2 separate regions of the Homo sapiens genome follow, and region 2 is linked to region 1. The links are chromatin loops, found by intact Hi-C in ENCODE. Cell type or tissue: PC-3. All regions are shown on one strand. Each heading gives the region's core, and the rest is flanking DNA. Links, peaks and the distances in the headings are about the cores only. Region 1 holds the start of LINC02672 (long intergenic non-protein coding RNA 2672). Region 2 overlaps LOC105378306 (a long non-coding RNA gene).

Region 1 (5,385 bases), core at 98-5,097:
TATTTGAGCACTTTCTTCTTTCAAGGTCATCTTAAATAACTTTTCTTTCTCAGTCCTGGAATCAGCCACTTCTCTCCAGATTCCCTCCTTCCTCTTTTTAAGAATAATATTAAAAATCAAGATTTAGGCACTTGGTGTGGTCACTGATACTGGAATGTCATTGCCTCTGGGGTTCTCAACTGACAGAGCAAGGAAACATATGTATGACTACTAACCCATGTATGCATATGTATCAATAAACATGTCTATGTGAAACTATCTCTATTGAACTAAATATGAGTTTATTTGTGGGCCCCTAACTCTAAAAATTATATTATCACATGAATCATTCTAGCTTCTACTAAATGCTTACCTATAAACTAACATTCCAAGAATGAGAAACCTGGCTCTCACAGTTCACCATTTATGTATTTAATTGTTCAATCATAGCACATATAATTATACATATTAAATATGTGCTATAGTTGAATATATTTTATATATTATATGTATTATATATTACAATTATATATAATTGTATATATTATATATACATATATAATTATATGTATGTGTATATAATATGTAATTATATATGCATATATTATATGTTCAAATATATATTATATAATTGCAGTATATATGTGTTGTAATTGAATAATTATATATCTTACATATATGATTATAGCATATATATATATATATATATGCTACAACTGAACTATATATAATGGTTTCAGAATTGTGAATCTGTATCCCCATGGAACACAGTTTAATACTTACAGTGTTCATATGATTTCTTTAGCCTTTAATCTTACACATGATACTCATTTCCAGTTACTTAGATTGACACCATACCCCCAGCACCTTCTTCAGTGAGATTGTTTCATACATGTTGAACAGAAGGAGACTGTGTTGTCACTCCTGCATTCTGCACTGAAATATCCCAATCTCAGAAATTACTTTTTTTTTTTTTTTTTTGAGACAGAGTCTCAGTCTGTTACCCAGGCTGGAGTGCAATGGCACGATCTTGGCTCACTGCAACCTCTACCTCCTGGGTTCAAGTGACTCTCCTGCCTCAGCCTAACAAGTAGCTGGGATTACAGACGCCCAACACCACGCCAGGCTAATTTTTGTATTTTTATTAGAGACAGGATTTCACCAGATTGCTCAGGCTGGCCTTGAACTCCTGACCTCAGGTGATCCATCCACCTTGGTGTCCGAAAGTGCTGGGGTTATAGACGTGAGCCACCGTGCCTAACCAGAAATTACTTTTAAAATTTGCATCCATCAAGGCTCCTACATTGTGTTGTAAAGTTCTACAGTTTGAAAATATATAGGGTTGTTTATACACCATTATATTATCATACAGATTAGCTTTACCACTCTAGAAAAAAAATCTCCTATGCTTCACCTATTCAGTCCACTGCCCCTCTCCTAGAACTCCTAGAAAAATACTAATCTTTTTACTATTTCTATAGTTTTGCCATTTCCAAAATGTCATAGTTTAATAGTAAAGTATGTAGCTTCTTCAGTCTGGCTTCAATATGCATTTATAATTTATTCACGTCTTTTTGTGGCCTATTTCCTCTTTTTATTGTTGAATCATAATCAACAGTATGGATGTGAGAGGAGGGGCCAGCTGGGCTTCCTGGGTTGAGTAAGGGCTCAGAAAGCTGTGAAACTCACTCATTTCCTGCATCAGGACTTACTTCAGTCCTGGATGAATAATACTGAAGATATATGCTTAAAATATTCCTAACACCAGGATTTGTGCATGTGTTTTCTTCCCCAAGAAAGCTATAAACAGTGAAAAATTTGCTGTAAGTTTCCCTGTGTCCTCTCTCCCTCTCTCCCTTCCCCCGCCCCTGAAACTAAAGTAAAAGGAATGTTAACTGCCTGTTTTTCTGTGACCAGTGGACCTTATCTATACTCCCAATTCCAATTCCTTGTAAACATACTTTGTAAACTCCTGTGAGATCCTGTCTCCTTTGCCATGCTGCTGTAAGGTCCTAAAGTAGATAAAACCTAAGTTGCAATTCCGGTTTTCCTCAAAATCTAAGACATGTCACAAAATAATTTACTGCCTTTGTTGATCTCGCTCCTGTAACAAGCTTCCTGCCTCACGTATCTCCCGCCTTAAAGAGTTTAAAAGGCAATCACCCAAAACCAACCGTGGCTACCCATTCAAGACTGTTTCCACACTGTGGAAGCTTTGTACTTTCACTCTGCTCAATAAAGCCTGCAGCTTTTTCTCACTCTCAGTCCATGTCTCTTTCACTCACTGTGGTCAGCTTCCACACCATTTCTTTGGTGTGGCTTGGCAAGAACCTCAGGTGTTACATCTTGGCGAGCCAGACAGGAGACTCCAGAAAAGGTATCTAGATCATCATGCAGTGAGTACAATTGGACCTCTTTCACTTGCTATTCTGTCCTGTCCTTCCTTAGAATTAGGAGGCTAAATACTGGGCACCTGTCTGCGACTTAAAGGTGAATAGCACAGCGACCAGACTAAAGACACAGGTGTCAAGGCTGTCTTGGAAAGGGTTCTCTGACAACCCCCGACCCTTTGGGGTCAGGAGCATTGGTTTGTCCGAAACCAGTTCTAACTCTTTTGCTTTTCATGGTGGTCCCGAAGTACACCTGGGAGTGATCAGCAGACGTCTTGGTCTCCCAGATATCTTGGTTGAGACCATGGCCCCGCCAGAGGCTCCCACTGCATGGATTACTGGGCGTGAGACAGCCACATCTGACTCCCGCTTCCTGGGCCCTATTGTCTGCCAGTTAAACTTCTTTCCTCACCTTGAAAGCAAAATTATTCCCTCTAGGCAGGATCAAGATTTCCTGTTTAGAAGTCTTAAATTCTTGGGGTGGTGCCCAGAAGATCCCTGTTCATGGTGCCCTCCAGGGTTTAGACAGGTGTCACCATTTGATGACTATTTTGAAGGGCCAGTTCCCCACCATAGTGTATGGTCCCCCACATCAGGACAATTTAAAGACAGGTCTGTAATTTTCATGTGGATAGTAGAAGCCTTAGGGCATTTTTTCCATTGCTCCCCAAATAAACTTTCCCGTTCCTTGGGGCCTCTCGAGTACAATCTGTGGTGCATAGGCACGGGTCTTAGAGCCATTGAATTGCTGTTTCAACCATTCAATAATTGGTATTGGATGGAAGAAAATATAGTCAGTTGGGACACAGGATACTAGTACCACCTTAAGAGAGGGGCTTACTCCTTTGATGGCAAGTGGAGACAGAGGGCTAAAGTACAGCAGCTGTTCTCTTGGTCCTGGCCTAGAGGACATCCACCACCACCTTTAAGCTAATTAAGCCTCCTGTCACTAATTCAGAGATTCCCATGGCCAGGCTCTCATAAATTGGGCCTTAGTATGCAAACATCAGTGGCACCCCAGACCCAGGACTTGCCACTCTGGAACAGGTAGGACACATTGGCAGAAGGACCACAATAAATCAAACAGTCCTTGTGCCCCATTTAGTGGTCAGTGGGTGCACGGCAGGGGCAAGGGAAGTTTCCATCCCACCGGTAAGCATGGTTAAATCCGGTAGATGGAGAGCTCAGGAAAAGTGGCCATGAGCTTTGAGCATAAATGGACCTGACCCTTAGGGGATGCCCTAAGGGAAGACGAGTCCGAGGACTAACTAGAGGTGTAGGCACCCCTGTGTTAAAATTCCATATGGGCACCACACCTTCAAAACCAGACACTTCCTTAAGATGTATCCTGAATAATTAGGACAAACTCGACCCTGAAACCTTAAAAAAGAAGCCACTGATTTTCTTCTGTACCACTGCCTGGCCACAGTATTCCTTACAAAATGGAGAAACTTGGCTCCCTGAGGGAAATATTAATTATAACATCCTTCTACAACTAGATTTTCTGTAAACAGGAAGGTAAATGGAGTGAAGTCCCTTACGTACAGGCTTTCTTTGCCCTTCGTGACAATACTGCCCTGTGCCAAGCCTGCAAGCTTTGCCCAAATGACAGAGGCCCACAATTACCTCCATACTCAGGGCCTCTTCCCTCAGCCTCACTCTCCTCCCCCACTGACTCTCTTCCATCTGGCCCCACCAAAGTGTTAAAGGCACACTGGAAAGAAAATGTAAACTCCACGAGCCAGACACCCAAACTATGTCCCTTATAAACAGTAGGAAGAAAATTTAGGCCCATTCACCTGCATGTCCCTTTCTAACTATCAGATTTAAAACAAATCAAGGCAGATTTGGGAAAATTCTCAGGTGATCCTGATAGCTATATAGATGTCCTGCAAAGATTAGGGCTGTCCTTTGATCTAACATGGAGAAATATCATGTTACTTCTTGATCAGACCTGAAGTCCTACTGAAAAGGAAGCAGCTTTAACAGCAGCCCAGCAATTTGGGGATCTGTGCTAACTTAGCCAGGTAAACGATTGAATGGCCCTGGAGGAGAGGGAAAAATTCCTCACAGGGCAACAGGCAGTCCCCACTGTAGACCTTCATTAGGATACTGACTCAGATCATGGAGATTAGAGCCACAGGCATTTGCTAACTTGCATTTTAGAAGGGTTAAGGAAGACTAGGAACAAGCCTATGAACTACTCAATGCTATCCACAATTATACAGGGAACAGAGGAAAACTACTCCACTTTTCTAGAAAGGCTAAGGGAGGCCCTAAGAAAGCATACCTCCCTAACTCCAGATTCCCTGGAAGGCCAACTTATTCTAAAGGATAAATTTATCACCCAAGCAGCAGCTGATATTAGGAGAAAACTCCAAAAGTCTGCTTTAGACCCAGAACAAAATTTGGAGGCATTACTAAACCTGGCAACCTTGGTGTTCTGTAACAGGGACCAAGAGGAGCAGGCCAAAAAGGAAAAGCGAGATAAGAGAAAGACTGCAGCCTTAGTCATGGCTCTCAGACAGGCAGACCTTGGTGGCTCACAGGGAACCAAAAGAGGAGCAGGCCAATTGCCTAGTAGGGCTTGTTATCATTGCGGTTTCCAAGGACACTTTAAGAAAGATTGTCCAACCAGAAACAAACTGCCCCCTTGCCCATGTCCAATATGCCAAGGCAATCACTGGAAGGCACACTGCCCCAGAGGATGAAGACCCTCTAGGACAGAAGCACCCAACCAGATGATTCAGCAACATGACTGAGGGTGCCTGGGGCAAGCACCCACTCATGCCATCAACCTCACAGAGCCCCAGGTAAGTTTGACCATTGAGGGCCACAAAGTGGACTTCCTCCTGGACACTGGTGCAGCCTTCTCAGTTTTAATCTCCTGCCCAGGATGACTGTCCTCAAAGTCCGTTGCTATCCAAGGAATCTTAGGACAGTCTGTAACCAGGTATTTCTCTCGCCTCCTCAGCTGCAATTAGGAGACTTTGCTCTTTTCACATGCCTTTCTTGT
Region 2 (5,385 bases), core at 70-5,069, 230 kb after region 1:
GAGGTATTCTAATATAGGAGATTGCTATTTTTCATAACTTATAACATTATGATTGCAGAATGACATAAGTTTAACAGAATTATCTATATTAATTGCAACTATGCTTATTTCAATGAATAATGTGTTCAGTTTGTGTAATTCTTTTATTCCTGTTATGTTACTTTGATTATATTTATTGAAATGAAATTTTAGGGTGTTAAAATACAATATTTGGGGCTTGACTTTTTATTTCTTTATTTTTAAAATTTTTTCTAATAAGGCATTTTACAAAACTGTCAGTCTGGAAATTAAACAAATTAATAAAAGATTCTTCACACATAAGATACGAGAAGCACTGCTCTAGATCTTATTATTCCTCCATAATTTTCTCTGAGCTGTGAGATTCTGACCAAACTTGATGGTGAAAAAAAAATTGTAGTAAGGACACTGGAAACTTTCTGGCAATGCAAATTCAACAACATAAATCGTATTTTATTTTCTTCAAATAAGTAGTTTTCTCTGAAGTTTCATAATAATTCAGGTAATAGTTATTTTCTGTTTGGTTGTTTTTGTTTTTGTTTTCCTCCTTCCAAGCCCAGAAAATCCACCAATTGGAAGGGGAGGACTCTTTTCTTCCCATCCCACTCATGAGAACAGTGAAGGTAATGTCCACAGGACATGTTCCTTACAGTCCCACCTTGTTGGACCCCACTCGGTAATTTGGAGTCTTGTGATCGTGATCTGGGAAGAAAGGGCAACAGCTTTCCAGGTGAAGGTGCAGGGAAGAGTTGTCTCCTTGGAGTCCAGGATGGGAGCCTACTGCTTGCTGGGAATCTCAGCTGGTGAAAAGGATGCAGGGCAAGTAGTGGTTAAGCATGGTCATTTGAGCATCAAGGTGAAAAGCTGCTTCTAAATTGTAGGGACCAGATCCACACAGCGATCTCTCCAACATGGGTGGAAAAGGATGTTCTTGGCCACATTAATCACACCTCTCTCCAGAAATCCAGGCACCAGGAATTAAGCCAAACACCAGATGAGGGCTCCCCATGTGCTGTTAAGAACTGCAGCCTTCCTGCAGGAGCATCAGTAGACCCAAAAGGCCAGAAAACATCTTCCTGAAGCCCCAAAAAACAGAAGCCTCAACTGTCTGCCCTTTCTATATTCCTGAACTGTAGAATCTTTGAGCATAATAAAATGGCTGTTGTTTTAGCCAATTCAAGATGATTTATTATGTAGCAATAGTAACTAGGACATACCGATGTTTGTGTTAAAGTCAGAGGAGCTTTTAAAATTTTTCAGACCATTGCAGATGTTATATTTATCAATTTGCAGTAAATATCAATATATCCAGATCCGTACACATTTTACTAAATCATAATCTTTATACTAACTTTCATTTATTTGAAATGTACATATCACTAACGACACATTCCACAATATATGAATGTTGTTGAAGATTGGAGCTTTTCCTCATCCATGTTTATTATTTTAAAATTTACTGTACATTTCAAAACTCTGTATTGTTGCTTATTACCAACTTACTAAGGATAATAATTGCAGACATTTTACTTTGTGAAATTTTAATGTTTTTATATTAAAATAATACGTTTGAACAACTGTAATAAGAACTCTAGTGAAAGCATTGGTTTAAATTACTATAATATATCATAACTATAAGTAAAATAGTTCTATTTTAATTATGTCAACTGTAATAAAGGAACTGTCAAGCAGTGCAACTGTAAAAAGAGTAAGAGTTCATTTGCAAATGGAAAGCAAATAAAATAGTGCATTGCATTCCAGAACTAAATTCACATTAGAAGTATGTTGTATACATATTTAAGTGACATACTTAAAGCCTTAACATCTAAGTAGAATAAAAAAGTACTTGACTTGACATCTTTGCTTACCATCCAAAGTAATGATTTTAATATTTACTTTTTTTCTTCAAAATTGGTAGATATACATCCAGGAGTAAGTGAATGTGGTAAGGCTACAGTATTCTATTAAACTGAGTCATGTAATTAAATGTATTTTATAATACTAATGAACATATATTCCATCTTTATATAGACATATACATATGTGCATGTCTATATGTGAGAGATATATTTGTTAATTATGTCACTTCACAATAAATGCTGGACAGTTTATTTGTTTAACTATGTCCATTTAGAAGATCCAAGAAAATTTTGTTGCTGACATTAATCTGTAGATTTCTTATTTTTTAATTTTTAAGTGAGAATTGTATGTGTTAATATCAAGAGGATATTGTATTCATTCATTTAAGCCTAAAAACACTTTGCACATATCTTCCCCTTTTTAGTTAACATTCACTCTGACAGGGAAATCTTTGGATTATGATTAATCTGCTCTGAATTCTTTAGGAGAGTAGTTTTACAATAATATCTCTGAGTCATTGCTTGGTGGGGAAAGTTACTTGGTTTATGAGTATTTCTTAGGAATACACATGTTTTCTGTTTTTCTGACCAATGGGATACGTTTTTCTATTGGGACACCAATTAAAACATTGTGCTTGTCAACAAAACTCAGATTATTCTTAAAAGAGAGAAAAAATATAAGTCCAAACAACTGAGATAGAAGCTAGGGTTATCATTAGTAAAGAAACTGTAGCCACTCAATTAGCCAGAAACTAAGGATGCTTGGTAATTTTTGTGGTTGCATAGTGTCCTTTTCCCGATATTTAGACATGATTGCAGAGTGGTGTTGTTTATATCTTGTTTGGCCACAGTCACTTGTGGCCTCTGATTATTGATAATATTCTGAGGAGTATTTCTGGTCTGTAAGAAGCAGTATAACATGTTGTCAGCTGTCAAGACTTTTTTTTTTTTTTTTAACTTCTCGAGTTTTATAATTCCAAGAACATAGGACTTCACTAGTATTCAGGTGTTATACATTCTTTCCCCACCTCACCCCCAGGCCACTGTTTATTATGGATTATTAGTCAGAGAGAGTTTCATCAGATTTCATTATCTATAATTTCCCAAGTCAATCTCTGAAATAAAAGCAATTACAGTTAGAAAGTTGAAAGCTCAGAAGCATTCAGGATGTATTTGAGGAACTCAGAGTGTTGGTTGGGGGATTGAAGCAGGAATATAATGGGTAGGAGGCAGGACTAAATTGCAGCTCCCAATCAGATGGACAGAGCAGCATGTGGAGACTCACATCGTGAACTTTCACTCCAGTAACTACTGCACAAACATACCGGGAAAGCTAAGAGAATCTAAAGACCCTTTGAAGGAAGTGGATTGCTCTTGCAGGCCACTGGAGACAGCCGGAAAAACTCAGAAAGCAAAGGATGTAATCTCTTTGGAGTTCTAGGGCCCCATCCACCACCTGATCCTCCCTATGCTACTGCAGTTGATGCTGTCTTGAAAGCACCACCTCCTGGCAGGAGGCCAACCAACACAAAACTAGTGCAAGAAACAAAACTACAACTAAGGACTCTCACAGAGTCCATTTTACTTCCTTGCCACCTCCACTAGAGCAGGTGCTGCTATCCATGACTGAGAGACCTGAAGATGGTTCAAATCACAGAACTCTGTGAAGACACCCAACGGTACCAGTCCAGAGGCTGGTAGCTCAGCTGGGTGGCTGGATCCAGAAGAGACATAACAAACACTACAATTTGGCTTTCAGGAACCCACATCCCTAGGAGAAGGGGGAGAGCAACACATCAAGGAAGCACCCCATGGGACAAAAGAATCTGAACAGTAGCCCTTGAGCCCCAGATCCTCTCTCTGACATAATCTACCCAAATGAGAAAGAACCAGAAAAACAATTCTGGTAATATGACAAAACAAGGTTGTTTAACACCCAGAAAAGATCACACAAGCTCACCAGCAATGGATCCAAACCAAGAGGAAATCTCTGAATTGACAGAAAAAGAATTCAGAAGGTCAATTATTAAGCTAATCAAGGAGGCACTGGAGAAATGTGAAGTCCAACTTAATGAAATCAAAAAAATGGTACAAGATATGAAGGGGAAAATCTTTAGTGAAATAGATAGCATAAGTTAAAACAAAACCACAACTTCTGGAAATGAAGGCGACACTTAGAGAAATACAAACTGCACTAGAAAGTCTCAGCAATAGAATCAAACAAGTAGAAGGAAGAACTTCATGGCTCAAAGACAAGGTTTTTGAATTAACCCATTCCAACAAAGACAAAGAAAAAAGAATAAAATAATGAACAAACCCTCCAAGAAGTTTGGGATTATATTAAATGACCAAGCCTAAGAATAATGGGTATCCCTGAGGAAGAAGAGAAATCTACAAGTTTGGAAAACATATTTGAGGGAATAAGCAAGGAAAACTTCCCCAGCATTGCTACAGACCTAGACATCTAAATACAAGAAGCTCAAAGAACACCTGGGAAATTTATCACAAAAACATCATTGCCTAGGCAGTCATCAGGTTATCTAAAGTCAAAACAAAGGAAAGAATCTTAAGAGCTGTGAGGGAAAAGCACCAGGTAACTTGTAAAGGAAAACCTATTAGATTAACAGTAGATTTCTCAGCAGAAACCCTACAAGCTAGATGGGATGAGGGCCCTATCTTCAGCCTCCTTAAACAAAACAATTATCAGCCAAGAATTTTGTATCCAGTAAAACTAAACTTCATAAATGAAAGAAAGATAGTCTTTTATAGACAAACAAATGCTGAGAGAATTCACCACTACCAAGCCAGCACTACAAGAACTGCTAAAAGCAGCTGTAAATCCTGAAACAAATCTTCAAAATACACCAAAATAGAATCCCCTTAAAGCATAAATCTCACAGGACCTATAAAACAACAAAACAAACAAACAAATAAATAAATAAACAAGGTGTTCAGAAAAACAAATAGCATGATGAATAGAATAGTACCTCACATCTCAATACCAACATTGAATGTAAATGCTCCACTTAAAAGATACAGAATGGCAGAATGGATAAGAATTCACCAATCACGTATCTGCTGTCTTCAAGAGACTTATTTCACACATAAGGACTCACATAAACTGAAGGTGAAGGGGTGAAAAAAGATATTCCATGCAAATGGACACCAAAAGCAAGCAGGAGTAGCTATTCTTATATCAGAACAAACAAACTTTAAAGCAGCAGCAGTTTAAAAAGACAAAGAAGGACATTATATAATGATAAAGAACTTGTTCAACAGGAAAATATCACAATCCTAAATATATATGCACCTAATGCTGGAGCTCCCAAATTTATAAAACAATTATGATTAGACCTAAGAAATGAGATACACAGCAATACAATAATAGTGGGGGACATTTCAATACAATACTGACAGCACTAGACAGGTTATCAAGACAGAAAGTCAACAAAGAAACAATGGATTTAAACTATACCCTAGAACAAATAGACTTAACAGATATTTACAG

What was found. A loop is a pair of places that touch in the nucleus more often than their neighbours do. Peaks named below come from ENCODE experiments on the same cell type or tissue, not always from the same donor. Only the 100,000 strongest peaks of a DNase experiment are listed, where the experiment ranks them.
Region 2: it touches region 1 in a loop (2.6-fold over the local background); 1 of 110 quality-filtered maps calls a loop at or near these places.

The regions. Positions count from the first base shown.
Region 1 is chr10:53,026,882-53,032,266 of GRCh38, reverse strand. It overlaps LINC02672 (long intergenic non-protein coding RNA 2672), which reads left to right and starts at 2,157. Exons shown (of 5, transcript NR_186378.1): 1 at 2,157-2,356. RefSeq lists an enhancer at 2,061-2,560. In PC-3, for the core only: no CTCF peak of the experiment used is centred there; DNase peaks (open chromatin) are centred at 1,616 and 2,036; H3K4me3 peaks cover 1,501 bases; H3K27ac peaks cover 1,783 bases.
Region 2 is chr10:52,799,151-52,804,535 of GRCh38, reverse strand. The region is part of intron 2 of LOC105378306 (a long non-coding RNA gene); the gene reads right to left. The region is part of intron 2 of LOC105378307 (a long non-coding RNA gene); the gene reads left to right. Among named protein-coding and RNA genes, the nearest start is that of MBL2, 29 kb to the right of the region's middle. In PC-3, for the core only: no CTCF peak of the experiment used is centred there; a DNase peak (open chromatin) is centred at 2,395; H3K4me3 peaks cover 796 bases; H3K27ac peaks cover 1,773 bases.